4 separate regions of the Homo sapiens genome follow, and regions 2, 3 and 4 are each linked to region 1. A link is a loop called in an ENCODE intact Hi-C map of the cell type or tissue named here. Cell type or tissue: gastrocnemius medialis. All regions are shown on one strand. Each heading gives the region's core, and the rest is flanking DNA. Links, peaks and the distances in the headings are about the cores only.

The links. Hi-C counts contacts between places; a loop is a spot of excess contacts. Peaks named below come from ENCODE experiments on the same cell type or tissue, not always from the same donor. Only the 100,000 strongest peaks of a DNase experiment are listed, where the experiment ranks them.
Region 2: it touches region 1 in a loop (5-fold over the local background); 3 of 110 quality-filtered maps call a loop at or near these places.
Region 3: it touches region 1 in a loop (7-fold over the local background); 4 of 110 quality-filtered maps call a loop at or near these places.
Region 4: it touches region 1 in a loop (5-fold over the local background); 2 of 110 quality-filtered maps call a loop at or near these places.

What each region holds. Positions count from the first base shown.
Region 1 is chr16:78,680,488-78,688,218 of GRCh38, forward strand. All of the region lies in intron 8 of WWOX (WW domain containing oxidoreductase), which reads left to right. Among named protein-coding and RNA genes, the nearest start is that of WWOX-AS2, 180 kb to the left of the region's middle. In gastrocnemius medialis, for the core only: no CTCF peak of the experiment used is centred there; DNase peaks (open chromatin) are centred at 3,684, 4,044 and 4,734; H3K27ac peaks cover 1,982 bases.
Region 2 is chr16:78,813,359-78,821,089 of GRCh38, forward strand. The region is part of intron 8 of WWOX (WW domain containing oxidoreductase); the gene reads left to right. Among named protein-coding and RNA genes, the nearest start is that of WWOX-AS2, 320 kb to the left of the region's middle. In gastrocnemius medialis, for the core only: no CTCF peak of the experiment used is centred there; DNase peaks (open chromatin) are centred at 2,588, 3,399, 3,653 and 4,283; H3K27ac peaks cover 2,742 bases.
Region 3 is chr16:78,625,821-78,633,551 of GRCh38, forward strand. The region is part of intron 8 of WWOX (WW domain containing oxidoreductase); the gene reads left to right. Among named protein-coding and RNA genes, the nearest start is that of WWOX-AS2, 130 kb to the left of the region's middle. In gastrocnemius medialis, for the core only: no CTCF peak of the experiment used is centred there; DNase peaks (open chromatin) are centred at 4,441 and 5,847; H3K27ac peaks cover 545 bases.
Region 4 is chr16:78,774,145-78,781,875 of GRCh38, forward strand. The region is part of intron 8 of WWOX (WW domain containing oxidoreductase); the gene reads left to right. Among named protein-coding and RNA genes, the nearest start is that of WWOX-AS2, 280 kb to the left of the region's middle. In gastrocnemius medialis, for the core only: no CTCF peak of the experiment used is centred there; a DNase peak (open chromatin) is centred at 4,357; H3K27ac peaks cover 306 bases.

The DNA of each region.
Region 1 (7,731 bases), core at 1,346-6,345:
CACTGCGGCCTGAGCTACAGGGACTCTGTCTCAAAGGAAAGAAAACAAACAAACAAAAAGCCATGTAGAGCTGGGCTATCCAATACTTGAAGGTAGCCAGTGGACACGTGGGGCCATTTCAAGCTAAATTAAATTTTAAATAAAATTAAAGATTCAATCTCTCACTCACACATTACAAGTGCTAAACATCCGGACACATCTAGTGGCTCCCACTGTGGGTAGCACATACAGAAAGAACGTTTCCGTGACAGTAGAGTGTCCCATTGCACAGTTTGGGTATGGAGCACTTAGCCCAGTGTTGGGCACAGTACCTGCTGTGATGGTTAAAGCTTAGTTTTATTGGCCAGGCATGGTGGCTCATGCCTGTAATCCTAGCACTTTGGGAGGATGAAGTGGGAGGAAAGTTTGAGCCTAGGAGTTTGAGACCAGCCTGGGTAACATAGTGAGACCCTCTGTCTACAAAAAACTAAAAAAATTTAGGCCATACTTAGTGGCTCACGCCTGTAATCCCAGCACTTTGGGAGGCCGAGGTGGGCGCATTGCCTGAGGTCGAGAGTTCGAGACCACCCTGGCTAACATGGTGAAACCCCATCTGTAATAAAAATGCAAAAGATAGTTGAGCGTGGTGGCGCATGCCTGTAGTCCCAGCTACTTTGGAGGCTGAGGCAGGAGAATCACTTGAACCCGAGAGGCGGAGATTGCATTGAGCCGAGATCATGCCACAGCCTGGGCAACAGAGCAAGACTGTCTCATAAATAAATAAATAAATAAGCTGGACGTGGTGGCATGTGCCTATGGTCCCAGCTACTTGGGAGGCTGAGGTGGGAGGATGGCTTGAGCCCAGAGGTAGAGGCTGCAGTGAGCTATGATCTTGCCACTATACATCAGTCTGGGTGACAGAGCGAGACTCTGTCTCAAAAAACCAAAACAAAGGTCAATTTTTTTTCCACATTCATCTATAAAACAATAAAGGAAACATCCTAGACACTTGAATCAGAGCCCTTTTAATTATGACTTCAAAAAACAGGGCTCGTGCCACCCAAGATTTCCTCCATATACAAAAAAAAAAAAAGGAAAAAGGGAAGAAGCAAAGGGGCAATACAGGGCTCTGCCCATTAGAATCTCTAGGGACAGACCGAGGTTTGAGAGTTCCTGCTCCTGATCTCAGGGGAATCCTGAATTACAGGTGTTAACCTGATTATCCCCAGCCCAGCTCTTCGTTAATTACCTGAAGTGAATGGGACAGTTTCCAATACTCAGCACAAAGGCGTGCGCAGTGACTCTGTGGCGTACTATCTATTTGGCCTTGGAAAGTTACTCTCTAAGTCAGGGCTTCTTTTCTTCAACTTTGGTGTGAGACTCCGCTGGAGAGCTGGTTAGAAAAACACAAGTCTCGGGCCCCACCCCGCAGAGCCCCTCATTCTCTAGTTCTGGGTTGGGGCCCAGGAGTCTGCTTTTCTAGCAAGCGCCCAGATGTCACTGATGCTTACAGCTCTCAGACCACAGTTGGAGCAGTGATTTTTAAAAGTCTTTTCATTTGTAAAGAGTTGTTCTCCATGCTCCAAATGACTGTGACGACTGAGAAAATGCATGTATGTAAAGTCTGCAGCTGGTGACATTGTAGACACTCAGCAAATGGCCTTTGGTGTTACTGTTATTTTATTTTTACTAATTATTTTTTACACCTACAAATCAGGATCTGCTACAATCGCTTGATATTTGAAAATTGGGCCTAACCCACTATGCCACTCTTCTGTCATGAAATAACAATCTTCTATTTAAACTAGTAAACTTAATAGTTTAAAATACTTGGTAGTTTAATAGTTTAAGTAGAGCCACTGAAAGATGGCTCACACCTTTCAGCTCAGTTTTTTTGTACCAGTGAGGATGAATGTTTCTGCATGTGGGTAGTTGGCACCAGTCTTCAATGAATTATTTTTCCTTTAGCCGGGTCTGGTGGTGGCGTGTACCTGTAATCCCAGCTACACAGAAGGCTGAGGCAGGAGGATACCACGAGCCCAGGAGTTGGAGGCTGCAACGACTTACGATCATGCCATGGCACTCCAGCCTGGGTGATAGAGCGAGACCCTGTCTCTGAAGATACAAGAAGGCCACATGTGGTGGTTCACCCCTGTAATCCCAGCAGTCTGTGAGACTGAGGCAGAAGGATTGCTTGAGAAGTTTGAGATTGGCCTGGGAAATATAGCAAGATCCCAACCCTATTAAAAAATTAAAAATGAAAATAAAATTTTAAAGAAAGGTATTTCTCCCCTTCACGGTAATTTGGAGCCAGTACTTCTTGCACCATTCATTTGTCCACAGCATGGGACAAAGGATAATGCCTTAATGCCTGCTGCAAATAGAACAGTGGTGCTTAGCAGCTTTAGATAATGCATTGTAGGTGTTTTGCAAAAACATACTTTCGTGACTAAACATCATAAGCTCCAAGTGAGTGATTTCCCCGCGTAAATGAATGATTCTGTGAGGATAACACTTCTAAGATGTGAGATTTCAATAAATGAATCTGTAGGCTGCTGTGATGGATACCTTTGGTGGGGTAGGAAGGATCGTCATTTAGAACCTGGGTTCTGACTCCAGATGACTTGTTTTGTTCTATCCCAGAAATATTCCTAAAATCGATTTCCAGTTTCCAAAAGAGCAGGTAAGGAAAACACTGAGTGTTACTTGGTCTTTAAAATTTTTTTTAAATTCATTTTTATTTTTAAAAAATAGAGACAAGGAGGTGGGCGCGGTGGCTCACACTTGTAATCTTAGCACTTTGGGAGGCTGAGGTGGGTGGATTGCCTGAGCTCAGGAGGGCGGGTGGATTGCCTGAGCTCAGGAGTTGGAGACCAGCCTGGGCAACAAGGCGAAACCCCATCTCTACTAAAAACATTAAAAAAAAATTTAGGCGTGGTGGTGTGTGCCTGTAATCCCAGCTACTCTGGAGGCTGAGGCACTAGTATCACTTGAACCGGGGAGGTGGAGGTTGCAGTGAGCCGAGGTTGTGCCACTGCACTCCAGCCTGGCTGACAGAGGGAGACTCTATCTCAAAAAAAAATAATAAAAATAATAAAAAAAAAATTACATGAAAAATAGAGACAAAGTCTCGCTTTGTTGCCTAGGCTGGTCTTGAACTCCTGGGTTCACGTGATCCTCCTGCCTCGGCTTCCCAAAGTGCTGGGATTACAGGCACGAGCTGCCACGCCTCACCTCTTGTTTTCAATACCATTGATAAGTTGTGGTCTTCAGGGACTTGTGGGCATTTTCAAGTTAAATATCCAACAGTCGTGATTTAGGGCATGAAGAGCTCACTCATCAAGATGTATGTAATTCAGATTTTCTGAGTGTTTAATTCGGCGTCTTTGGTCACAAGGAACAGAGTTTTACTTGTGCCACCTCTTCTAAGAAAAAGGTTTACTGTAAGAGATAATGTTGGCAAGCTGAGGAAAGGAGGCAGTTTTGGGTAACTGTCTCTTGCGATCCCCTCCTGCACAACTGTGGCGTTCTCTTTTTCTGACTAGCTGATTCTGCTGCTGCTGGATTTATTCATTCTTCTCCCTCACAGTTTTGGCTCGCACATGCTTCCTTTTTAGCTCATGGCCGTGCAGTTCAACTCAACCTCATGGCATCTTTTTATCAGCTGTCCCTGCTGCAACAGGCTTAGAGTTGGTTTCCCAATTCCCTAGCGCAGAAATCCACTGGCATGAGTCATCTTTCCCATTGGTAGATTGCAGAGCAAACTTCTGGACAGATTTGCCCTTGGCTCATGTATGATTGGACCTGCGGTCTGTCCAGGTGTACTCAGAGTGGGGAAGGGGAGCGGTGGCAGGTAATACAAAACCCACCTAAGTAGAAGGACCTATGAACCATGAGGGTTTTCCTTAGCAGGGAGTGCCAGTGGGTAGGGATGACTGGTTTTGCAGTTTAGGGCCAAGTGAGTTGGAATGACAGCTGTGGCGTGTTGAGTCAGATCAAGTCCAGAATTCCTCTCCACCCCACCCATTTGCAGTTCCCTCAGATTTATTACGGGACCTGGATGTGATGCAAGCATGCCCGCTGGCTCAGGCTGTGCCTCACAGCTGCAACATCCCTGGGGTGGAGAAGCCATGTGGGACCTCACAGAACACTCCACCGTCCCTGCTAATGGCTGAGAAAGGACTCTGCCCTCATGGATGGGGTTGGGGGACCTGTTATCTTCTTCCAGGTTAATCTTGGTTTCAGCTGCTTTAAACTCTACTTTTTAGTGGGACGCATCATACTGAACTATGGAAGCACCATAGTTGTCACCTAGTTGAGCTTCTCTTTGTTCCCATATGTTTCAGTGAAGCAGTTATAGCTTCAGAAAAGAGGGAGCCAGGAAATACACTTGTAATTCATCACTCCTTTTATAGTCAGAGCATAGGAACACTCATAGTATGTATCAGAAACTAGTGAACACATGTTGTTTTACAGCTCTGTCTGCAAAATTGCATCGTGGGCCTCTTTGGGGAGTGTTCTCAATGTGATTTTTATTCTGGGGTGTCCTTTGGCCACAATCCTCAGGATTATTTTTTCTCTGTGCTGTTCACTGTAACATCGTCCACCCTCTGAGATCTTGCTTTTCAGTCTACTGGTATCTCCACTTCTCTCTGCAGCGTGATGTCTAGTCAGAGTTTCCATTCTGTTTTTATGACCCTGGGAGGACTGGGAGAGATCTGTGAGGTCATCTTGTCCACCCTCAGCCAGGGCAGGAGTATTCCCTAATGGTAGAGTCAAGTGTTTGGTTTGGTCTTGTTTCTAATGACTCAAGTGATGAGGCCTGGGGACGTCCCTTGGGAAGCTATTCTGCAGCCTAATAACTTTCATTCTGTGATTTTTTTTTGTATGTGTCTAATATTCAGAGTCTGACACAATAAGGCCATAAAGAGCTAAGTCTGTCTATGGTAGATCTTCACCTGGGAATGTTCTCCTAATAGTCACTTTTGTTATAAATCTTCACCTAGCATGGGAGTTAAGTGCATTTTAAAACTAGACCTGGGGACTATGTATCCTAAAATGCAAAAATAGCCCCCAAAATGAAAATTAATGTTGAGAATCTAGTCAATCTGCCAGCAGTACGTACATAACTGTTCTGTGTATATTTCACATGGCCATATATGTTTTGCTTGTGTGGTGCTAAATGCAAAGGCAGAGAAGCTTCTGCTATTGAATGCTTAGCACAGAACTCCTGTCCTCCCTCTTTGAAATTATTCCGACAGTTGCCCCTCATTTGGCTTGCCAAGGAGTAAGATCTTGGCTTGTGTGTTTCTCCCATGTGTGGTGTATCTGTAATCTCGGTCACTGTTGAGAGCCTGGTGGGAGGCTGATTATTGTTGAGGGAAAGATCTGAGAGCAGGGCCAAGAAAGGGAAAGAGAGAGAGAGGAAAAAAAACAAAAAAGAAAAAGAAAAAAGAGAGGTGGGTAGGGAGGGAGGAGAGACATGGACCCACGGGGAATGGGAAGAGAAATAGAAATAGGGAATTTGAAATGGAAATAAAACAAAAGGGCAGGAAAGGAAGAAATAAAGAGAATGAGATAAAAGGAAAAGAAAGTGCAAGTAGATTTGGGATCTATAGATTGGGGAAAGACATTCATACAGTCAGGACCAGATGTTCACTGGAAGTTTTTTCCTTCTGGATCCTTCTTTGGCTATAGGAATCTGGTTCTCAAAGTGTGGCTCCCAGGCCAGCAACACCAGCATCACTCAGAAATCTGTTAGAAGGCCAGGCGCGGTGGCTCAGGCCTGTAATCCCAGGACTTTGGGAGGCCGAGGCGGGCGGATCACGAGGTCAGGAGATCCAGACCATCCTGGCTAAGTCGGTGAAACCCCGCCTCTACTAAAAATACAAAAAATTAGCCAGGCGTGGTGGCGGGCGCCTGTAGTCCCAGCTAGTCGGGAGGCCGAGGCAGGAGAATGGTGTCAACCCGGGAGGTGGAGTTTGCAGTTAGCAGAGATGGTGCCACTGTACTCCAGCCTGGGGGACAGAGCGAGACTCCCTGTCAAAAAAAAAAAAGAAATCTGTTAGAAATGCATATTTTCTGTTTTCACCCCAGAAATCCTGAATAAGAAACACTAAAGGGGAGTGGGCCCAGCTATTTGTGTTTTTGGAGGAACTCCTGTTTTAATTTGTTTTTTCGGAAGTCCTCCAGTTTGAGAACCAATGATAAGGACATTTTTCCGGGAATCCAGTTGTTTTAGGAAAGGCCCAGTAGGCATTTATGTTTATAAGCAACTCCACCCTGCACTCCATATGCCTTCTGTAGCTATCTAACAGAGACAGAGTTGACTTGCAGAAACTGTTTTCTCTGGCCAGGAGACAGGCTTCGTTTTCGAAACTCACCCAGGAAGGCAGTGTTCTTCTTTTCAAAAGGCATTTTTCTGTTGACTGTGCATGAAGCCACATAGTAATAAACAGTTTCCATATCCAAGCAGCTAAGGCTTGTGCCTTGCAAGTTAAGTGGAACATCACGATCTATATCTCAGTTTTCCTTATGTTTCCCCAGTTGGCACATCATGGCCAACAAGAGAGTAGGGATCATTAAGGAGTTTATTTTCATCTTTATTTTATCATTTAAAACACATTTTTTTTTCCAATGAGAGTACTGATGACATAAAAGGTTATACATTGAATAACCACCCAAATTAGCAGTGTTTCATATTTACACTGTTCAACACAGTTCTCTTGTCTCTGTTCATGATATAACAGTAAATCCAAGTTGCTTTAAGTAGATATTGGAAATATGAACCCAATATGTTCTTAACATCTCCATGTCGTAATTCTAATTTAAAATCAAAATCTCATCAAATTACATTTTAGATTAAAGCATTGTACCTATCGAAAGAAGAGAATCGAAAATGCGAAAGTCCTTCATTTTCAGTGTGGCCTGAGATTGTTGAAGGATTTGTTCTATTGCATGCTGATAAATATTTATCACGGTTAAGTGAACAATCATTTGGAGACAGACACCATTTTATGATGCAGCTTCTCAGGGCGTCCTAATTGTGACTCTGCCTTGCCATTCTATGTTTTATCGGAATACGCAGACATATACTTTATGAGGTTGGGTAATGAAGAGAGAGAGACCCCAATAAACATATTTTCTAAGAGTAATGGTTATCTATAGCTCAGGAACCCTTGGTTAGCACAGCCTCTATTACACAGTACTAGGCAAGCAGTTCATAGCTCAATTAGATCTAACTTGCTTCATTTTTAGGCATTATGTTATTCTAAATTAACACTGTATTTCATATTCTCCAGGTCTGACTATTAACCAGATTTTGGAACCTTTAGGGCTTATTATTTAGTAATCCCTGAAGCTCTCAAGTAGGCGTTTTTAAATTCATGCATTAGAACAGATTAAAAATTAGCTAGAAACGCATGTTAAATGGCCCACTCCCTTTCTTTTGCTAATTGTGCTAGAAATGAAAAAGAAAATGCAAGTGAGGTCAGATCTAGTGTGGTACAAATGAACTTGCTACTTGGTTTGCTGCCAATTGCTGCCGAAACAGGAGTTATTTAAATTAGTAAATAATTTTTGAAATCTTCTTAGAATGTCACAGGCCACAATTCAAATTCACAGACCAGGAATGGTTATTATTTCTATATATCTTAAAGTTTTCTGCAATAGAAATGCATTTCAAATATAAGCTAGAAAAAAAAAATGTGAGGCCTTATTGTGTAGATAAAAGTGACAAGATGTCCAAATGTT
Region 2 (7,731 bases), core at 1,177-6,176, 130 kb after region 1:
TTTTCTTGATACCTTTCAAGTGCTAGATTAATAACATTTTTGTCAGGTGGTTACCAGAATGGAGGATACTTGAGCTGAGTTTTGCTAGAGTCCAAGATCATCTATTCTAATTTCTGGGGACACATATTTTGTCCTGGTTAGAGAGATATATAATGATGCCTATCTGATTCTGTGGTGGTCTGGCTTTGATGTATGTATATGTGGGCAGGAATGTGTGTGCGTGTGTGTGTGCATGTGTGAGCTCCTGTGTGTGTGTTCATCACGTATCCATTGTGTCTCCAAGGTCTTATCAACAGCAACAAAAGGCCTCCTTTGAGATCAATCACATTCATTCGATGTTTGTTTTCTACTACCTGATACTTACTGCTTTCTCTTTGTCGCCGTTAATTTTGTTTGTCATATGTCAGACCAGGATGAGTGGGGCACATACAGATTCAGCTCATTTTATTTTTTTTCTCCCTTCCTTCGTCACCACCTTTGCTAATTTCAGGCGGTCAGCACATTTAGCAAGCATGTAGCTGCTTGCCTGAGCAAGCCATTAATCTATATTAGAAAATGTAGAGGCCCCAGTGTTAACCTTCCTGAAGCTTGTCTCCCCACCCCCAATTCTATAGGTTCTATTATATCTCCGCTGGTTTAAGGCAACTGCTGTTTCTTTTAGGAGTTTTCTTTTCTTTCCTTGCTGAATATCTGCACTTACCAATACTGCCCAGGCACATGGGCTGTGGCTCAAGTTTTCAGTGCAGGACAGTGTGTCATTGCAGGAGAAGACAGAACCCGGCCAGATCCTCCCGCTGCCGGCAAGCGGAGTCAGTTACTGGGAAGCCATAATAATTCTGTCTTCTAGAGAATTTTGGCAAAAATGTGCCTCCATCTTACATCAACAATTTTTCATCTTTCTGGAATTTTTATTTCCCCTTCCCCTCTTGTTCCTTTTTATCCTCCTGGTGAAGTATCTCCTTTTCCCTAAAAAACTGGAAAAAATGCACTTTTCTATATTAATTCAAATCATATTCAAAAAATACTATATGTTAAAAAATACGATGTTTCTGTAATCCTTACATCCCCTAATAAAACCACTGTGTGATGAAACTACCAAGAAGCCTCTCTTGAAAAAAAAAAAATTAAGTGAACCTCTACTTTAGAATGTTGGCTTTTCATATATGTACAAAACAAAAGAGGTTGCAGTGATGGCGTGGATAAAGGCACCTGTGTACTTTTCCAACCTATCCAATTTCAAGATGTATCCTTTGTGGATTACATTGGTTCTTTTCTATGGAATCATGCACCTTAGACCTGGGAGAAACCAGCGTGACATCCAGGGTCAAGGTTTTCCAATCAGGTATTTTGGGGGAAAAAGTTCTGCCTTCATGTAACAACTAATGTGACATGGCAGTGTATAAGACATTACAGCCAAGGCCTTCTGGTTGAAGTTGGGGAACTGTGGGCGTTGTCCCCACTAGTCCTGTCATCTGCCCTTGCAAAACCACCCTTGGGCTCTCTCGCGTGCGGTCTGTGCACCAGCTACCTTTGTGCTCCCCACATTCTTCCACCTGGCCTGGAAGCTGACCATAGTTGGCTCTCTTGCCCTTTCTTCTTCTGGTTGGATTTAGCAATTTAATTTTCAGGCTTGCTCCCTGCAGGGTGTCACTTCACCACCTTCCTCTGTAGAAGGTTTCGTCCAGGCCGGGCACAGTGGCTCACGCCTGTAATCCCAACACTTCGGGAGGCCGAGGTGGGCAGATTGTCTGAGGTCAGGAGTTTGAAACCAGCCTGGCCAACATAGTGAAAACCCATCTCTACTAAAAATACAAAAATTAACCAGGCATGGTGGCACACACCTGTAATCCCAGCTACTTGGGAGGTTGAGACAGGAGATTTCCTTAAGCCTCGGAGATGGAGGTTGCAGTGAGCCAAGATTGTGCCACTGCACTCCAGCCTGGCTGAGAGAATGAAACTCTGTCTCGAGAAAAAAAAAAAAAAAGAAGGTTTCATACATTTTAGCTGACAAGGGCAGGAGCTGTTCCTGCTGTTACTAACTGGAGTACATTGCATGAAACCTTGCTGTTTCCTTAAACCCTGCACCGACCTTTACAAACAGTGCCTTTACTAAACACTTCTTACGTTACCCGTTTTGAGTGTACCATCTGCCTCTTGCCAGGACCCTGACCAAGAATTTGAAATCTCAGACCATGATGACCTCCTTGCCCAATGCGTAAGCTGTCCTCCAAAACACACATTTATGGGGGCAGAGGGAGTCTCTCTGGAAGGAAACTTCGTCTGAGCCATGGCTCCTTTTGCTTCCCCTGGGTTTTAATCCTTCCTTCCCTTCCTGTTCTTTTAAGGAAATCTGAAAAGGAGCAAAAGAGCTTTAGAACTGCAATGCATCTGTCTGAGGCCAAGGACAGTTGTACGCAGACCTCTCTGCCAGTGTTTCAGTGACCCTCCTCTTGCTGCTTGGCTGCCTATGAGTCCATGCTGACATCTGGCTCTGTCTGCCCAAATATAAACTTGAGAGTGACTTCCAAGATATATACAGGGCTCAGAGGTTCTCTCCCCAACCCATTCACTGGCCCTGCTCTCTCTCGATGTTCCCAAGTCTCCTGGGTGACCTTGTGTGTCCTTCCTGGGATATTGCTCAATCACCCTAGAACTGTAAGGCCAAGTGGTCATAGCCAGAACATGGCAGAAACATTCCTGCTTCTATTCTGCTTTTCTAGCATGGAATCCCCTCTGCCTTAATGTGAATAAATACTCCCCAAAATGAAGGCAGAATCCAGTATCTGTTGTTTAAACTAAATCCCTAACTGGACCCCCTCTGATAAACCCTCTGATAAAGAATTGATGTAAAATTTGGGACGCTGGATAGGACCAGGAAGCCAGAGAAAGAGGGCACCCTTTTCTTTTCTAGCATTTGAGTTCCCAAAGAAGTAAAACTCTGTGAATGTTCACTTCATTTTTTCCTGATATATCGAGGACTCCAGATGTAACCTCATTGATAGTCTTGGTGTGTTCTTCAGTATTTGTGCTTTTAATAGATATTGCAAGTGTGTTTAATGTGAAAATAGAAATGGAGGGCTTTTAAAAGAGCTTACTCAAAATCCTGCCAATTACTGAAATCTACCAGACAAGAAGGAGCCACTCTTTTTTTTTTTTTTTTTTTTTTTTTTTTTTGATACAATGAGGGGAAATGTTTCTTCCACAAAAGCCTGGCCGTTTGTCTTTAAAAATTTTCATCTTTTGGGTACTGAGTTGTAATAGTAAATACAGATGTAGCTGTGTCACATTAAAAGCACAACCAAATTGTAGTACAATGTTCAGGACACTTTTATGTCACTTTAAAATGTAGAGTATCATCTAAAAATGAGCAATTGCTGTGAAGAAACTGGGGTTGGCTCTGATTTTGTGGCTCAGTTTTTTTTGGTTTCTTGAGAAGATCATCTTTAAGTCAAAAGTTATGCAATGCCAAGTACTCATCTGTGTAATCTATTTCAGTTTCCAAAATTTTTCATCACCTGGTTACAAACATCTGAAGGCAAGAAATAGCCAAGATTCCATTGCAAGTCCCAGAGTAAGTTATTATTAGACAGAAACAAACAAGTAAATACCTTGGGCCTGAGCTATTGCCCAAACCAGTCCTGACTTGGCTTGGGTTCTGACCAACTGTTTTTGATCCCACAGTCTGAAGTACGTTTGTGGAAATACAAAGGTCAAACCTTCCCCTAACCCTCTGTAATCCCTGGTGGAGCTAAGGAATGAAAAGTTGCTTAAACATTTTCCTGTTGCCAGTTTTTCTTAAACATTAGTGCTATTCTTTTTTTTTTTTTTTTTTTTTTTTTTTCCTTCTTCAACCCTGACTCTGATTCACAAAGAATAGGGAAGCTTAGCCAACTGCAGTTTCAAAGTATTGCTTCTTAAGCCTGGGCCAAGTGTGTAGACTTGATAGAATTCTGATTAATGCATCTTATTACATTAATTTTAGAAGAAACCAGAAGGCATTTCTCCTATTCCTAGTGCAGGCCAGCCTGCCAGAAGCATTTGCCTCCTTAAAGAGCTAATATCTTCAGCTACCAACAATCATAAAACTGAAAGATCTATCGGAAGAGTTGGCTTCTCTGGATGTGCATAAGGCACACTGCAAAATAGATGTACAGCTTGGCTGAACTTTGCTTCAAATTTGCCAATCAAAATTCACGAACCCATGCCAAGTTGGCTACAAAACCTCTCGCTTGGAGCCAGCACTAATTATGTCAACAAGTAGTTCAAGTTTAGCCCCTGTTAAGTCCTGTACTCCTGGGTATTGGGGATGAGTCTTTGTGTGGTGGCAAACGGGCCCTGTCTTCGCTTGGCTTCCTCCTAAAATTCCCAGGACCTCTTCGGGTCCCAGCCCTTTCTCTTCCCCTGAGATTGCGCCTCCTCACCCTCTGTCTTGGATGGAAAGAGTTCCAAGGCAGTCCAGTCACCCCAGTGAAAAGTTTTCTGATGAGGTCAAGCCTTCTTATTGTCATAGGTCATTTTCTTTAGAAATGAGAAACCATCTCATTGGGCTTTCCAGGAAGGAGACTCTGAGTGCAAGTTTGTTGTGAAGAACACGTGCCTTGGAATTAACACCTATGGAAGGGAAGAAAACGAAGATGGAGTGGGCAGAGGGAGAAGCTGACTGAGATGGAGTCCAGCAAGGGTCTCAGTCAACCTTATGAAGCTAAAAGGGCCCATCAGAGCTAATCCCTATTGGGCTAATGTGGCCAGGCTTTTATAAACCTGCCTTGACTCGTGATTGGGTGGGCTGCCCCAGGAAGGATGTGCCCTTGCAGAAGGTAGTCTCTGTGTTCAGGTACTCCCTGGAAAGGCTAATGGCTGAAGGCTACAGGTTACCCTGGAAGGGAGACCTGGGCTGCACATCAGAGCCCATCTACTTTCCAGTGTGGACAAGTTCCAGCTCCTGCCCCAGCCCTGCCACACCATCACCCTCTCCAGCACACACAGCCCTTCTCTGTTGATTAGGGTTGGTTGAGCTGTTCTACCACCTTCATTGACTCAGGCCTTGAAGTGCAGTAGAAAGCCCTAGGACAAGGCAGGCCCAGTTTTGAGGCTGGGTGCAGAGGCTCATGCCTGTAATCCCAGCACTTCGGGAGGCCACGGCAAGAGGATCACTTGAAGCCAGGAGTTTGAGATCAGTCTGGCCAACACAGCGAGACCCAATCTCTCCAAAAAGTTTAAAAATCGGCTGGGCATGGTGGTACATGCCTGTAGTCCTAGCTACTCAGGAGACTGAGGCAGGAGGATCACTTGAGCCTCGTAGGTCGAGGCTGCAGTGAACTAAGATGCCACAGGACTATAGCCTGGGCAGTTTTGAGTGCTGCCTCTACCATGTAACTAGCTTGCCAGTCAAGTCATTAACTATTCGGGGCCTTAGTTTCGTCTTTTCTGAATTGGAGCCAGTATACGTAATTCCAAAGGTTGCTTTTAAGCGTAAGTGAGAATATTGGCAGAAATTCGTTAGCACTGAGAGAGGGAATGTAAAGTGGAGGTTAAGTGTACGGCTTAAGAGCAGAGTCAGGAAACCTAGACTTGCACCCTGATTTCTGAGTTGAATGTTCCAGGGTAAGCCACTTAATCTCTCTAATCCTCATTGTGCTTAGCTCTAGAATGGAGGCTTGTTGAGAAAATTAAATGGAAACGATAACGGCGAAGCACTTAGCACATGAGCAGGCCCATAGTACTCAGGTGTTCATTCCACAGAAAAGCGTTCACTCTTCTGCACTCTTTCTCAGTCAGTTGGCCACTGCTGTTCAGTTCACTTCTTTTGGATCTTCTCAGCCCCATCAGGTTCCCAGGTGAAATGAGCCCCGGCTCAGCAGGCCAGTTGTCTTCAGTGACCCCCAGTGAGGCAGCAGGTGGGACTTGATTCTGGAGGCAAGACTCAACTCCATAGACAGGGCTTACACACCGGACCAAATTGAGGACTAGCTAAAACAGGGATAGGGTGGGTGCACCTTTCCATGAGCTGTGTCCGCCAGTGTGTCATGTCAGTTTACAATTTCCATGGCAACACCTAGAAGTTACTGCCCCTTTCCATGACAATGACCCAACAACCTGGAAGTTACCACCCTTTTTCTAGAAATTTCTGCATAATCCACCACTTAATTTGCATATAATTAAAAATGGGTGTAAATGTGATGGCAGAACTGCCTCGGAATTGCCACTGTGGGTACTCTGCATGTGGGGTAGCCCTGTTTTGCAAGGAGCAGCACCTCTGCTCCTGTTGTACACTGTCCCTTCAATAAAAGTTGCTAACACCACCACCTTGCCCTTGAATTCTTTCCTGGGCAAAGCCAAGAACCCTGTTGGCCTAAGCCGCAATTCTGGGGTTCGCCTGCCCTGCATCACCAGCACAGTGGAAGGCCACAAGCTCACAGCATTTTCATCCGTAAACAAAGCTTGGCAATATCTCTGATGGTTAAGAGCTTACGTGTTTGCGCCAGTGAGACTTGCACTCAGTCTTCTTTGAGTGAGACTTGAACTCGATTCTGAGTCTCCTCCTTCCTAGATGGACTCATTATTTACTTATTTATGTATTCACTCATCTATTCATTAATTTATACTCTTAGTTTGATATCAACATCTGTAAAATGGGGATGGTAATGTGGTGATATGGAGGAAAATAAAATAACTCTGGCATTGTTCTTACTATTTACCTCTGTACTGTCATCGTTATCATTCCTTTGATAACCGTGAGCACCTGTCATGGGCCTGGCACTCTAGTAGGCTCTCAGGATGCACAATGACCCTGTCCCTGCTTGCTGGAGACATAGGAGAAGCCCCCAGCCACTGACATCTGGGTGTTGTAAGAAAGCAAGAACAGTCATGGACACTGCTAAGTTTTGATGCCAAAGAGCCAAATTTGCAGTACCAGAATGTCCTTTCCATGTGTGACCCAAAGTTTTGGCTACTGAAGACGTTGCATGCCCTCCAACAGTGGAAGTGGTGCCCTGAATACGCCAGAAATAATCGTGGAGTCAACGAAGATCTGGGAGTATTGTTTGGAGACATCTCAGTATTCCTAATTCATTTTCCCATCCTTAAATAAAAATCTTTCTTACTGATGATCTGAGAACTTCTTGTAAGCCCCATTTCCATGAGTAGAGTTGGCCATTGCCCACTAAGAAAATTTAGGTGGTTTTTATTGGGATTAGTGGATGAACTTAGGATTAGTGTGGCCCTTCCTTGAAATATAATGACAACCTTGGTGAAAGCAAGACCACAGGGCCTGTCTTCAGGGAAGTGCCTTGCATTTTAATACCAACCATGCCACGTGTATGTGTTTCCTGGGCCTGCCATAACAAATTATCGCAAACTGGGTAGATTGAGAATCATTCATTGTTTCATGGTTTTGGTGGCCGGAAGTCCAAAATCAAGGCGTTTGTGGGGTTCGTTCCTTCTGGAAGCTATGAGGGAGAAACCATGCCATGCCTGTCTCCTGGTTTCTGGTGACTGCTGGCAATTCTTGATGTCCCTTGGCTTGGAAACACCACATTCTAATCTCTACTTCCTCCCTTACATCACCTTCTCCTCTGGCTTTGTGTCCTTTCTGTCTCTTACAAGGACACCAGTCATTGGACTTAGGACCCACCTAATTGAGTATGATCTCATCTCATTCCTTATCTTAATTACATTTGCAAAGACCCTGTTTCCAAATAAAGTCACATTCGTTGGTTCTGAGTGAACATG
Region 3 (7,731 bases), core at 1,551-6,550, 54 kb before region 1:
GCAAATGGCAATTGCGGTTTTTGCCGTTACTTAAAATTGCATTACTTAAAAGTTTTTAAGTAATGCAATTACTTAAAACTTAAGTTTTTAAGTAAGTTTAAGTAAAATTTGCATTACTTAAAAGTAATCGCAGTTTTTGCCATTACTTAAAAGTAATGGCACCAACCTAATATTGTTATTACTTTTTACCAACCTAATATTGTTATTAACTAAAGTCCATCGTTTATCATATTGCCTTAGGTTTTTAAAAAATTTTTTACCTAATGACTTTTTTGTGTTCCAGGAGCCCATCCAGGATACCACTTTTATTTATTTTTTTTTTCTTTTTGAGATGGAGTCTGGCTCTTTTGCCCAGGATGGAGTGCAGTGGCGCGATCTTGGCTCACTGCAACCTCCGCCTCGCAGGTTTAAGTGATTCTCCTGCCTCAGCCTCCTGAGCAGGTGGGACCACAGGCATGCGCCACCACGCTCAGCTAATTTTTGCAGGATACCACATTTTATTTAATTGTCAGGTCTCCTTAGCATCTTCTTGGCTGTGACAGTTTCTCAGAATTGTCTTTGTGATGACCTTGACAGCTTTGAGGAGTGCTGGTTGGGTATTCTGTAGGATGCTCCTGTGTTGGGATTTTTATGATGTTTTTCTCATGAGTTTACTGGAGTTAATGAATTTCAGGGAGGAAGACCCCAGAGGTCTGTTTTCATCACATCGTATCAAGCATTCCACCTTCATCATGACTCTTCACTGTTGATGGTGACTCTGATTCACCTGGTCAAGGTAGTGTTCATTAGGTTTCTCCACTGCACACTTAGTCTTTCCCTCTACTTTCCACACTGCTGCCTTTGGAGGAGTGTTGCTGTGCCCAGCTCATGCTTGTGGAGTGGGGATTTAATGTTCTCACTCTTCGAGGGTAGAGTATCTGCATAAACTACTTGGAATTCTGCATGGAATATTTGTGTCTTCTCCCCCATTTATTTATTTAATCATTTATTTATATCACGGTACACTCATGGACATTTATTTTATGCTTTATGTTATAATCCTATACTACTTTATTTATTTTGTTGCTTAAATTTTTCCAGATGGAACAATTTGGTCTTCAAAAGTTGCTGCTGTTGGCTCCTGTGTTCTTGTGATGTACACACATCATGGTGTGGTGTGTTTTTATCTTTGGTTTTGTTTTCACTTCTTTTTTGCTTTTTGTGCCTCCTCTTCCCTCTTCCCCCCACCTCATACATACACAAAGGGCAGCATGCTACTATAATTTCTGGAATCTCAGCCATATTCTTCTTTTTTTTGTTTTAAATAAAAATCATACTAGAGCAGTAGGCAGTGTGGGTGAGTTCTCCCACTTTACATTTTACTTTGCATAATTTAGGCCCCTTTCAGGCCACTCTTCCCCCTGTGCCCCAGGTGTGTTTGCTACCATACCTCCCCAGGGGATAGCCCTCCAAACCTGATTGGCCAACTAGTCTGGTCTTAAAGTCCCAAAGGGAGGCCATCACAAACTACTCAGTATGGAGAAGACCTGAATCCTAATTTTGGCTTAACCCCAAACTTGGGCGATTCAGTTTTACCTGTGTCCTCTCTATACCATAGTTTATGACAAGGGGTTTTCTGTGGCTGGTCTCCAAGGCCTCTTCCAATCTTGACATTCTGTGATCCTGTAAGTCTTTGAATAATGGCCCAGGATGCCAACAAGAAGTCACCAATGAGAGTTCAGGTGTTCTGTTGGAAATCTTTGTAAAATCACAGAGAAAAGGAGAAGAAAAAGAATAAAGAGGAAAAACTGGACACATAAATAGGAAGACAAAGAATGAATGTGGACTGGGGAGAGAAGAGTCATTGACAGGGACAAGAAATAAATAACTTTGATGCAAATCCTGGGAAGACTCTGGAACAACATGGAGGCACCTATGTTAACTCTATTTCATTTTGGAAAAGTTGACTAGACAAAAGGTGCAGAGTAGAGTATGCAGTGATTTCAGGGTGTTGGGCTCTGACAAGATGATGCCGACTTAGACAGTGTTAGTCAACATCAAATGTCTGGATCAAGAGAGGCAAGAATCCCGTGGATTTGGCGTTGGCCAGAACTTGTCTGGAATCTTGTTTTCTGCCTTGAGTGTCACCTGTTGAGAGCTCTGTTGACAAACTGGCATTTGTCCTTGGGAGAGTAGCCTCAGGACCAGGGGTGAAGAGTTCAGTAAACTGTGTTTAACCCAAGGAAAGATACAGGGTGTGTCAGATTTTGTAAGGATTTTCAAGGAGCAGTAGATAGTGGCCCTACAGTGGAATGAACCTTCACACCGAGGATCTGCTTCCTTTGTTGGAGGTGGGAAAGCAAAAGCTGGATGCTTGGAATTGTCATGGCTGCCGTCTGAGTGATGCTACCTTGAGTGGACGGTTTGGCCAACTAAGGAGTAAGGCCTCTCCCTCATGTCACATTGAGTGGTGCTAATGTTTCCTGAAGTTTCCCTTTCTTTTCAGTTCAGTGTTTCAGAATCTCAGCCTTCCAGCAGAATCCCCTTTGTTTGCTCTAAATATACATTCCCAAGCCCCGTGTGGCCATTCTGATTTACTAGGTCTGGGGTTGGGGGATTGTGGGTGCCGAGAATCAGTATTTCTATCAAGCTCCCAAGGGGACCTGATATATACATGGAGCTGAAAAGTACCCACCTAACAGACTTGCCAGCTCCTTAAGGATAAGAACTATATTTTCTTCCTTTTTTTGTATGCCTCCCCATGCAAGGATAATTACACAGAATAAGCACTGAGATGCCTGTTGATGGATTTATTCCAGCAATTTTTTTTTTTTAGCTCTCTTTGTCTGGAACTTTGCAAAATAAACACCATGGTCACTCCGTGCTTTGTGAGTGACGTGCTAGAATGGAATTTCACTGTTTTAAATTCAGGGTTAATTTCTTGCTTTCAAATGAATTATGAAAGGAAGAGGAGAGACCTTTGGAAAAGTCTGAATGTTGATGCCGACGACTAGCCAGGCGCTTCCCTTCCAGCTGGTTTCGTGAGGGATTAAGAGGCCACTGTTGTGAATCTCCCATTAGTGATGGTCCCAGGCCCCCTCCTCATTGTGCATTTATCTTACAAGAGGCATATTTAGGAGATGTTTCCGTTCTATTTTATCTGCAGAATTACTTTCCATTCTCAGGTCTTTTATATAAGTATTCCCTTGAACCCGTTCCAAAAACTGGATTTTTAACCCAATAGACCATAACTGCAGTGTTTTATTGTGCTTACATATTTCAAAATGTGAATGTAAGTAGATTTAGCAAAGTTAAAATAAAATGAAAACTTTTCAAAGGGCACCACTGCTCGCATTCCCATGTTGGAGTTTTCCCTTTGGGGTTCTTATGCCATTTTAAAGACTCTGAAAACAGGAAGACTTTTTCTCTTGGGTATTTTATTTTTTTTTCCTCTGCAAGGGATGGGGTCATAAGACATTGGTGAGGTTAGGCCTTCCTTTGTCTCCCAGGAGCACACTTGATAGCAATGTAGGGTGAATTCCAAATCTGTGAGTTAGTGCCGTATATAGCAGTGTTGTCAGTAAGATTTCTCACTGGCATCTCTGCTTCCCCTCTTGACTCTCTTGAAATCCCTTCTTCAGGCAGAAGCTGGAGTCATTTCTCTAAAATAGAAATCTGATCTTGCCACCACCCTACTTGCCACTCCCTGCTTAATCCCTTCACTGGCTCACCATATCCCTTAGGATAAAATAACAAAATCCTTTCCAGGGCCTGCAAGACCCCTGCCAACCTCTGCAGCTTACTTTGTACCACTTTCCCCAGAAACCTGCTACCTACCCTGCTCCTTGCCACAGGGCCTTTGCACAGGCTCTTGTCTCTGGCTAGAGTAGTCTTCCCATCCTGCTTTAGCTAATCAACTCTTTCTCATCATTTAGGCTTCAAATGGATCATCACTTTCTCTGGGGTGCAGGGGTCTTTCATATAAGTATTTCTTTGAACTCATTCCAAAAAAGTGGATTTTTAGAAATAGAAAAAACTAATTTAGAAATAGAAAATTAATTGAGTTTTAGTTTTTAGAAAATTATCTAAGAAGTAGATTTTTAGAAATAGAAAATTAACGTAGATCACAGAAAATTATCCAAACTCAGTTAATTTTCCCTTTTCCAGCAACTGTATTTGTCCTCCCCACTTCTCTTCCCTGCCTTCTTTTTTTCTCCTTAGCACTTACAATGTCTCACTCATGTAGACTCGAAGCTTCACAAGGGCAGGGATTTTAGTCTATTTCATTGAAAATCTGTCACCAGTCACTGGCCCAGAGAGAGTCCTCAAAAATAATTGTTGAATGAATGAATGAATGAATGAATGATGATGGCGTGATGATTGTGTATTCCTCATCTGGCTGTAAGTTTCACAAGGCCAGGCACTGGGGTCCTATTTTGCTCACTGTTGCTGTGTGGGAAAGAGTTAGTACAGCAGACTGTCGCAAGCTTGGCTCTTGGCTGCATCTGGGAACTTGGAATTTAGGAGGGCTGTCACCATTCCCAGATCAGATAAAGATGGCTCACTCTGTCTAGACTGCTTGTACCAAAAATAGGGCTCATGTGGAATACCTGCTTTCCTTTGTGGAGGCTGGAATTTTGTTATATGCTACAGAGAGGGTGCCTACGTGGCCAACTTCCAATAAAAACTGTGGACACTGAGTCCCTAATACATTTCTCTGGTAGACAATACTTCATATATATTTTCACAGCTCATTTCTGGGGGACTAATTAAATGCATCCTGTGTGACCCCACTGGAAGAGGACATTTGGAATCTTGTACCTGGTTTTCTCCAGACTTCGCCTCATTCACCATTTCCCTGTGCTCATTTTGCCTTGCATCCTTTTGCTGTGATAAATCTCAGCCATGAGTGTGACCGTATGCTGAGTCTTATGAGTCTTCCTTGCAAACCACCAAACCTGGGTTGGCGTTTCAGTGCCTGACACAGTTGTATTCCTAAGACATAGTTGGGACCAGACCTCAAGAAAATAGCCAACAAATACTGGGTGAATGAACGAAAGAGGCCATATGCAGTCAGCCCCCCTCTCTCTGGGTTCTACATATGTAGATTTAACTAATGACAGATTAAAAGCATTCGAACAAACGGAGGGTGGTATCTGTACTGAAAATGTACCAACTGCTTTTTTTTGTCATTATTCCTTAAACAATCCAACATAACCACTATTTATATCGTGTTTATATTGTATTAGGTATTATAAGTAATCTAGAGATGATTTAAAGTGTACAGGAGCATCACATACATTATATGCAAATACTATACAATTTTATGTTAGGGACTTGAGCATTTGTGGATTTTGGTATTTGGGGGGGTTCCTTGAACCAGTCCCCTTTGGATACTGAGGGACAACTGTACAAATCACATTTAGGAGTGGATGCAGGTCAGTCGTGACATCTCATCCACCCCTTCCTCACCCAAGATTCTCCGTGGCTTGTGTCAAGGCCTCACCACATCAGAATATTTCTGCTCATGGTTGCTGAGACAGAGCTGGACAGGTCCAGCATCCATTCCCCAAAACAGAACTCAAACTGACGATCATCAAGATATTCCAGCTATGGCAAACTGCGGAAGAATTAGGACAGATGTATGACTTATTTCATATAAAGCTAAATCAGTTTAATTTATATGATTGTCCTTTATTATGAGATTATGTTCAACAGATATTTTCAGTGTTAAAATATTCTTTTTTTTTTTTTTTTGAGACAGGGTCTGGCTCTGTCACCCAGGGTCTAGCACAGTGGCACGATTTTGGCTCACTGCAGCTTCCTCCTCCCAGGCTCAAGAGATATTCTTGCCTCAGCCCTCCAAGTAGGGCTACACGTGTGTGCCACCGTGCCTGGCTATTTTTTGTAGGGACAGGGTTTCAACATGTTGCCAAGGCTAGTCTCTAACTCCTGGGCTCAAGCAATCTGCTCACCTGGGTCTCCCAAAGTGTTGGGATTATAGGTGTGAACCACCATACCCAGCCAAAATATTCTTTTCAAAGTGATTAGAAGTAGGAGAAGCTTGCTCTCTTTTTATTGGCACTTCTGTCTTACATGCACTTTTTGATTTAAATTATTCTGTCTTCTATGAAATGACAGTGATTGGAGGTGGTTTATTTTTTTTTAAGTCTGCTTACTCGGAAAAATAAAACAAAGTTGACAACCTGATTTCAGACCTCCCAATTTTTTCTTAAAAAAAATAAAAGTCTTCTTGGTCCATGAAATCCAGAAACTGGAGACCAAACTAGCAAATTCGCAAGGAGCTGCTTGATAGAAAAACACTTGAGATCAAGAGTCAGAAATAGCTGGGTTGAATTCCAGTTCTCTCATATTAAGTGACAAGTTGCAGAATGCCCCTGTCTTTCTGAGCTGTTTTTATATCTGTACAATGGGGTTAATACTACTAGTATTTGCTTCCAGGGATTGTTTTGGAGGGGAGTGAGGAATAAATGATATAATTCACTAAAACACGTAGAATAGTATTTGACACAGAGTAGGTCAGCATGCCCAAAGTATCAGAGTCATTATTGAGTTATTCCGCTACCTCCGTATTTGAGTCCTTTCTTTTGGGCTTTCCTACTTAACGTCGCAGATGTTATTTTTTTGAAGAGGGTGTAGGCCAAGAAAGGGGTGGGAGAAACGAGCAAGGTGTTGATAGAACCCCTTAGTGTCCTCCTCATACCACAGACACTCTCTTCCCCCACTTACTTGGCCAATTTTTTTTTTTTTTTTTTTTTGGTGGAGTCTCGTTCTGTCTCCCAGGCTGGAGTGCAATGGTGCGATCTCAGCTCCCTGCAACCTCTGCCTCCCATATTCAAGGGATTCTCCTGCCTCAGCCTCTCGAATAGCTGGGATTACAGGTGTGCGCCACCACGCCCAGCTGATTTTGTATTTTTAGTAGAGTTGGGATTTCTCCATGTTGGTCAGACTGGTCTCGAACTCCTGACCTCAGGTGATCCACCCGCCTCAGCCTCCCACAGTGCTGGGGTTGCAGCTGTGAGCCACTGCGCCCGGCCTACTTGGCCAAATTCTTGCCTGATCGCCTCTCCACCCCTGCTACGTGTAATAGAAAGGTAGGGCCATGTTGGAGAGGGATCCAACATTTATTATCCCCATTTTACAGATGAAGAAGTTAAGGTGGCCAGGCATGGTGGCTCATGCCTGTAATCCTAGCACTTTGGGACACTGAGGTGGGTGGATCACTTGAGGTCAGGAGTTTGAGAGCAATCTGGCCAACATGGTGAAACCCTGTCTCTACTACAAATAAAAAATTAGCCGGGTGTGGTGGCGTGTGCCTGTAATCCCAGTTACTCGGGAGGCTGAGGCAGGAGAATCGCTTGAGCCTGGGAGGCAGAGGTTGCAGTGAGCTGAGATCGTGCCACTGCGCTCCATGCTAGGTGACAGAGCAAGATTCCATCTCAAAACAAAACAAAACAAAAAAACAAGAAGTTAAGGATTGCAGAGCATAAGTATCTTCTATGGGGCTACCCAACTAGGTCGGGACAGGGCAGGGATTTGAACCTAGGAGCTCTTGGATTGCAATTTTTCATTCACCCCTCCCTCTCCACCCTTCCTGTCTTCAAGCCTGAGCAGGTGATACTGCATTTTGTACCGTATGACTTTAAAACAGAACCACGAGTTCAGAACTTTGGTTAGGTCCTGCCCGTGTTCTCTAGCTAACGCATGGCAACGCTGGTTTCCAACCTTTCA
Region 4 (7,731 bases), core at 1,711-6,710, 94 kb after region 1:
GCAATCCCAGTACTTTGGGAGGCCAAGGCAGGCAGATCATGAGGTCAGGAGATGGAGACCATCCTGGCCAACATGGTGAAACCCTGTCTCTACTCAAAATACAAAAATTAGCTGGGCGTGGTAGCAGGCGCCTGTAATCCCAGCTACTCAGGAGGCTGAAAAAGGAGAATCGCTTGAATCAGGGAGTCGGAGTTTTCAGTGAGCCGAGATCGCGCCACTGCACTCCAGTCTGGTGACAGAGCGAGACAATGTCTCAAAAAAAAAGAAAGAGTTCTGAATGATGATAGGTGTTGGAATCCACGTTGGTGTGTCTCATGTCATTTTTTCGGGCAGTTTCTTGACAGACCCATTTTGTGTGTGTGTGTGTGTGTGTGTGTGTGTGTGTGTGCGCGTGCGCACACGCATGAGCCTGTACGTGTCCCCCTCCCCCCCCACACATATGCACATAAGATAGCATAAGGTAGTTCCTGGCACATGGCGTTGTTCTTAACCATGAGGTGCTCCCAGGCTCCGGGCAGTTCCTTGAAAGACTCATTGTCTGTGTGGGGGGAGGGGAGGCTGTACATGTCCCCACCCAACACACACACATACACACACATGGGCACATATGATAGCATAAGGCAATTCCTGGCACATGGCATTGTTCTGAACTGTGAGGTGCTCCCAGGAGATCTTGTGCTTCCTATCACATGCCCATTCTGCAAGTCCATCCCCTTATTGAGCAGATGTTTACCGCAGAGCACTAAGACAGATGGAACGTCACCGTTGCCCATAGCACTCATGGACAGCATGGGGTCCCCTGTAGCAGATATTTGTGGTGTATGCTCGAAGAGGGGCTGCAGGTAGAACTAGAAAGGTAGGTAAGTTGGGCAGATGGCGAGAGACATCACAGCCCTCACTCCTGAGGGTGGGGAGCCATCTCAGGCTCAGGAGAAGAAGAGTGACAGAGTCACCAACTCACTCCATCAAATGTGGCTGTATTTTTAGAAGTGTCTGGTTCCTGAAATACCTCAATTCCTTTTGCCTGCCTGGCTCCTCTCCTCTCTTCTGCCTGTTCATTGAACTGAAAGATTATCAGGACTGTATTCAGCCCGGCCAATAATATCACAAAACAAAAATATCTTGTGGGTTTGAAATTTATGAGTGTTTTGACTGTTCACAGCAATGCCTTTGAGAATCACAGTGTGTCATCCCCTCCCCACCCCCACGAACATGTAGTTTTTGGGCAACTTTTCGATGAGTAAAACAGGGCCTGACTTTTACCCCAAAGTGATGTTCTTTTGTGGCTTGTCTACTCCAAGAACTGAGATACCCAGACTCATTTCTCATCTCTTGTTGAAACAGAGAAGTCACTGTAGCGCCCTCCGGGGGGTGGGGTATCAAGGGAGAGTATGGGCTTTGAAACTGCTCATCCCGTCTACAACCTTGGAGGGCATGGTGTTTCACTCCCCCACCTCTCCCCACAACTTCACCCTGCTCCAATGAGGATGAAAATGTCTTTCTTATAGATGGGACAGGAGCCTTAGTAATATGGTGCGAGCAATGGTTCACATAGGGGACAGGTGTTCATTCAATGGTGGGTATTATTATAATAATCATTAGCATCATTGCTAGTGACTTTATTTTTCCTTTAGCCAATGGAGCAGTGGCTTTTGGCCCACTACTTTCGACTGAATCTATGAGTGAATGTGATCCTCCGTTTTAACCCTGTCTTATTGGATGTTGGTAAACAGTATATCATGAGCCCCTGTAAGAGCTTGAATCCTTCAAAGACAAGGTCAGTCAGTGGCCATCACTACTCTAAACGTAAGACCCTGTGATGACTGACACTTACTAGGTTTCTCATTTATTTATTTTTCTCTGCAGGACACAGCTATGTGTTCCAAAGATGGTCTTAAACCTATAGGAGTATAACACCATGGCTAGTTCAGAAAACCTTATTCCAACTTCCAAACTTAGAAGATACTGGGAAGTAAAAGGGAGAGAAGGGAATGCATGGCTTGGGCTAAAAAAATGATTCTGCATTCATCTCAGAAGGATGTTTTCCAGTCTTTCTCTAGAAACAACTTTTGTGTCTAAGGATTGTGGGTGAACAACAGCAGCACAGGCTACATTGGCTTGGCTCGGTGGTTGGGATGGTTTGGCTCTTACTGGGCAGTAAGCACAGTGGCTGGGATAGGACCTTGGCATCTCGTGCGAAGCCCCTCTGCCTGGAGTCCTGCCTCTGTGACACTTGCTTACTGTGTGACCTGGGTCAACTCATACCTACTGTTCGTCAGTTTTCTCATCTGTAAAATGGGGATTCCAGTGGTTATTATGAGAATTAAATATGACGATACATAAATAGCACCTGGAAAAGTGTTTAGGAAACCTTGACATGATGACCTGTTTAGCAGCAGCAGTGTGTGCCATACTTACCTTTATGGAATGAACAGATTTGGAGTGAGGATGGATGTTTAGCTCACTTTATTAGTCTGGTCTCACACTGCTATAAAAAACTGCCCGAGATTGGGAAATTTATAAAGAAAAGAGGTTTAATTGACTCACAATTCTGCATGGTCGGGGAAGCCTCAGAAAACTTACGATCATGGTGGAAAGGAAGCTAGTGCACCTTACATGGCGGCAGGCAAGAGGGGCAGGGAGGGAGAGAGAAAGAGGGAGGGAGGAAACCACCACATATAAAACCATCAGATCGCGTAAGAACTCGCTATGTCAAGAATAGAATGGGGGAACCACCCCCATCATCCAGTCACCTCCTACCAGGTCTCTCCCCTAACATGTGGGGATTACAGCTTGTATTACAATTCGAGATGAGATTTGGGTGGGGACACAGCCAAACCATACCACTCATGGCATCTCGTTTTTACAGAGTATATGTGTTTTCAGATTTTGCATGACATTTTAGGATAAATGTGATGAAAATGAGGAAAATTGGGAATGAAGTTTAGGTCAGAAAAGTTTCAGTGATTATTTTTTCAGAATCATTGTTTCTTGGTTTCTAGGGTCCAACATGCCATTGTTCAATGGCTGTATTTCAATGGCTGTATTTCAGAGGCTGTATTTTTTTTCCCATCTCTTCCTTCCTACTTAGAAGACAGTGACATTTCCTCTGTGCCTCTCAGGTGTCAATGCCATCCAACAGGAATTTGTACAAAGAAAGGGAGGACTTTCTGATGATGTTGTCCAGGACAGTGGCCCCATGTAGCTACTGAGCACTTGAAACGTGACTAGTATGACCAGGGGCTGGACTTTTAGTTTAATTTTTTGTAATTTAAATAATTTAAGTAGCTGATGTGTCTAGTGGCTGTCGTATTGGAAAGCACAGAGTAGACATTGCAAATACAGACGTAGAAAGACACCGTGCCTGCTGCTAAGAGGCCCCTGGTCCTACTGAGTGGTCAGCTGTTTACACTGACAGTCCCAGCGTGGTATAATAAGCATTAACACAGAGACATGTACAGGGTGCTGAGAAAGCTAATTTTTGCAATAGTCAAAAAAGACCTCAGGGCAGACTCCCCAGCACAGAGTTCCAAGCCTTTACCTAAAAAGGTAATCATTTTATAAGTACCTATTATGTGCCAGATACTAGGATAGGCACTTTGCATAGAAACTCACATTTCGACTGGGCCTGGTGGCTCACGCCTGTAATCCCAGCACTTTGGGAGGCCGGGGCAGGCAGATCATGAGGTCAAGAGATCAAGAGCATCCCGGCCAGCATGGTGAAACCCTGTCTGTACAAAAAATATAAAAATGAGCTGGGTGTGGTGGCACATACCTGTAGTTCCAACTGCTCAGAATGCTAAGGTAGGAGAATCGCTTGAACCCAGGAGGTGGAAGTTGTAGTGAGCCAAGATCGCATCACTGCACTCCAGCCTGGGTGACAGAGTGAGACTCCATCTGAAAAAAAAAAAAAAAAAAAAGACATTTACATTTTATCTTTACTGTAGCTATGGCTGCCTATCCCAAGGATGGGAAGTCTGAAGTTCAAACTGGTGATGATCCCCACCCCAAGTCACACAGTTAGCTTTATAGTTAAATCAGGGTGTGCCTGATTTCCTAGCCATACCAGGCAGCCTATTTCTTGAATAACCTCCCATCCCCTGTGTCTCCTTTGTGGAGCTCTTGGCAATACTCTGGTGATTGGTAACCACTGATACGCCGCCAGCAGTCCACGCTTGGGTGGAAGGCAGGTTTCACGTAACTGATTTACCACTTGGTAAAGGAACGAGGTGACAGCAAGACCACAAACTAATAAATATGCCGGTATTGACATAATGTCGGACCTCAGTATGATTGATGCATGTGTTGTTGACTGGGATGTCACATGTTCAGGCTGTAATCCTGGTCTCAGTATGACTGTGAGGACGGGGCCAAGTCATTTCACAATTTGGGTGAGTGTTCCAAGCTTCTCAGAAGAGCGACGCAATAGAAATTCAAGGTATGAAATTCAAGGTGTGGTCTCAGAGTCATTTTATCTTACAGCTTCTCTGCTGTGTTTTCTCAGTATGTGAAATGGGAACATCACTTACCATCTACTCACCTCCTGTTTGAGTTCAAGGGAAGGTTTGCAGATTGGCCTGAAGGAAGACTTCTCTTGAAAAACTCAAACCAAAGAGCACACCGCCGTCCCCAACCCTGAGCCATTTCTGTCCTTTTCATGGAAAGGGAACTGTGTTCGCCAGCTCGTAAAGCCCCGGCGTCTCCTCCTAGAAGAAACACCCACATTGACCCAGCAGTGTTCATTTTCCCATAAGGTGGTGCTGGATAGGGATAGGATGTCGCCCCTTGTTCACCCCTTGGCAATAATCTGTTTGATTCACTCCAAATGCTGCTTCTGATCTCCATCTATTTCAGGGGATGACCAGTCTGAATAAAACCAATGAGCTTAATCTACTTGTGGAATGTTATAGCCGGAAGGGATTCATAGAGATCACTCTATCGCCTAAAATTCTCTCTTCTACATATCTCAGTGTTGGAAAACATAAATGTGACTCCAACTTGTCTTTTTTGTTGTTTGTTTTTGAGACAGGGTCTTTGTTTCCCAGGCTGGAGTGCAGTGGCATGATCTTGGCTCAGTACAACATCTGCCTCCCTGGCTCAAGGGATCCTCCCATCTCAGCCTCCTGAGTAGCTGGGACTACAGGTGCATGCCACCACACCTGGCTAACTTTTATTTATTTTTAGTAGAGAGGCAGTTTTGCTGTGTTGCCCAGACTGGTCTTGAACTCTTGAGCTCAAGAAATCCTTCCACCTCAGCTTGACATTACAGGTAAGAGCCACCGTGTCCGGCCCCCCTTTCTTCTTTTTTAAAGTGGGGTATTAAGGCTCAGAAAAGAGTGTTTCTGCCACTGCAGAGGATTGCTGACATTATTAGTTGCTCACTCTGTCCAAGGCATTGTGCTCAGCTCTTTGTACAGATTGTTTAACCCTCACAAGTCTATGAATAGAGTATATTACCCACTTCATTTTAAGTAGGAAATTGAAGCTCAGGGAATCGTAGCAGAGGGCCCCAGTTCACACTGCTGATCAGTGATGCGACTGGGATCACCACAGCCCATCTGGTTCAGAAGCTTGTTCTCCTAACCAGGATGTGAGAGACATTCTTGTCCTAGGCAGCACGTTGGTGGCAGAGGTGGGATCTAGACTGAGGCTCTCATTCTGTACCCTCTCTGGCCCCAAGGAAGGAAAGGGGAAGGAGAAGGGCCTTTGGGACTGGGTGGATGTAACACTTTCTGCCACCTCTACTCTTCCTGCTATAGATTAAAACAGAAGCTCTGAATTGCAGCCACAAATCAATAATGAAAAGCTACCAGACCAAGCCCTTTCTTGTTTAGTGTTGTGTCTTCTGTGTCAACATCTCTGGAACATAGTCAATGGCAGTACCCAGTAGAAGCCATATGGATACTTTTTCTCAAGTGTTGAAATAAATTAATGGTGTGGCCATGGTTCTCGTACTTCAGGTCCCTGTGAGCCCCTGGGGTCCTACACAACTTGGGGTAATGCTATGGTCACCTGCATCCCCTCCTCTCCAGCCCTCACCTGGTTTTCTCTTCTCCTTCCAAGAAAAAACACCCATACCATTCTTAACATCTCTGGAAGCTGGGGGTCAGGAGAGGGAGATCCATAAAGTTCTTGTCTTCCCCGACTCAAGAAGCTTAAGGGTACATTCACTCACTCATGAATTGACTGGTTTATTCATTCACTGGTTGATTAATTCATTCATTCACTGGTTAATTAATTAATTCATGTCATCCTTTGGATGTCTTGCAGAGCTGAGTGCTGAAATAAAATGATAAACAAGTCAAAAACAAAAAGGCCTCTGACTTAACAGGACTTCCGTGATGCGGGGGAAGAAGACAATAGGCAAGTAAGCAAGTAAATATACAAGATAAATAGAAACTGTGATGAGGGAGTTAAAGAAATTAAACTGGTCCTTGTGGAAGCAACTTCGGGGGAGGAGGAAAGACAGGGAAGACCATTTTAAGGAGGTGATGTTTGAACTTAAGAATCAAAAACAGTGCAAGCGCTGCATGGGGGAGAACAGTCTAGGCAAGGTGAACGGAAGTGCAGGGTCCCTGAGGCAGAAAGGAGCTCAGCCTCTTTGTTAGCTAGAACAAGAAAGGGGCCCGTATGGCTAGCATAGGATGGGATAGGGGATCGTGGTGGATACCAGCTAGGATTTCACTGTAAAAGAAGAAAGGAAGCCACTGAAGGGCATTAAGCAGGGCAGTGATGTTTTTTAAAGATCTGTCTGGCTGCCTTGGGGAGCATGGGTTCAGAGAGCAGCAGCAGAAGTGTGCAGGATGACTTGGACTGTCACCTTGGGGCCAGCCTGCAGACTGGTGTGGCCGAAGGAGTGCCGTGACTCCTCTGCCACCTCTCCACATTTGGAAGATTGTTTTGCAGCTGCAACCTCAAAACAGAAGCCTCCTAATTACCAGGTAGCTTTCTAGAGCCAAACAAATGCTGTTGTTTCTGACAGGTAAATCAAGACAGGGAAATGATGACACATTCACCACAACTGAAGTGTTGATGGGGTGTGTTGTGACCCCTGGCTTGTTCCAAAGCCTATGTGGGTGGGAATTCTTTAATGTCTGCCTGGAACTGGGCACTCAGCTATAAATAGAGCTATTTTGGAAATTCTGCACCTCAATTTCTAAAAAGTTGGAAGGACAGGAAAGGGGAGCTGTGTTTGAGATCTCAGAAATCTGCACCCCACCTTGCTATCCACCACTGGTATTCCGTCAGTCTTACTACCCCCTCCCACCTCTAGCCCACCCTCTACCATCCTCACCAGGAAGGAGGCTGCATTCATTTCAAGAACTGCTTTTCTTTTATCAGCTGGCATTACTAGGTATAGACATTATGACCCTTTAATGGGCGATGGGTTAATACCTGTTGCTTTTGTGTGCTTCCTATTTAAAACATGTTTATCTATCCCCCACCCCCACTTTATCCAAAAGTTATTCAGTGTTTTACAAAGACATGAATATTGGGCCGGGCTTGGTGGCTCATGCCTCTAATCCTACCTGAAGCAAGAGAATCGCCTGAACTTGGGAGGTAGAGGATGCAGTGAGCTGAGATGGCACCCCTGCACTCCAGTCTGGGCAACAGAGCGAGGCTCCATCTCAAATAAAATTAGTCAGTCAAAGACATGAATATTTTCTTCTAAGTAGAAGTAATGATGACGATGATGGTAGCAGTTATGAGCAGGTAACATGCATTGAACAC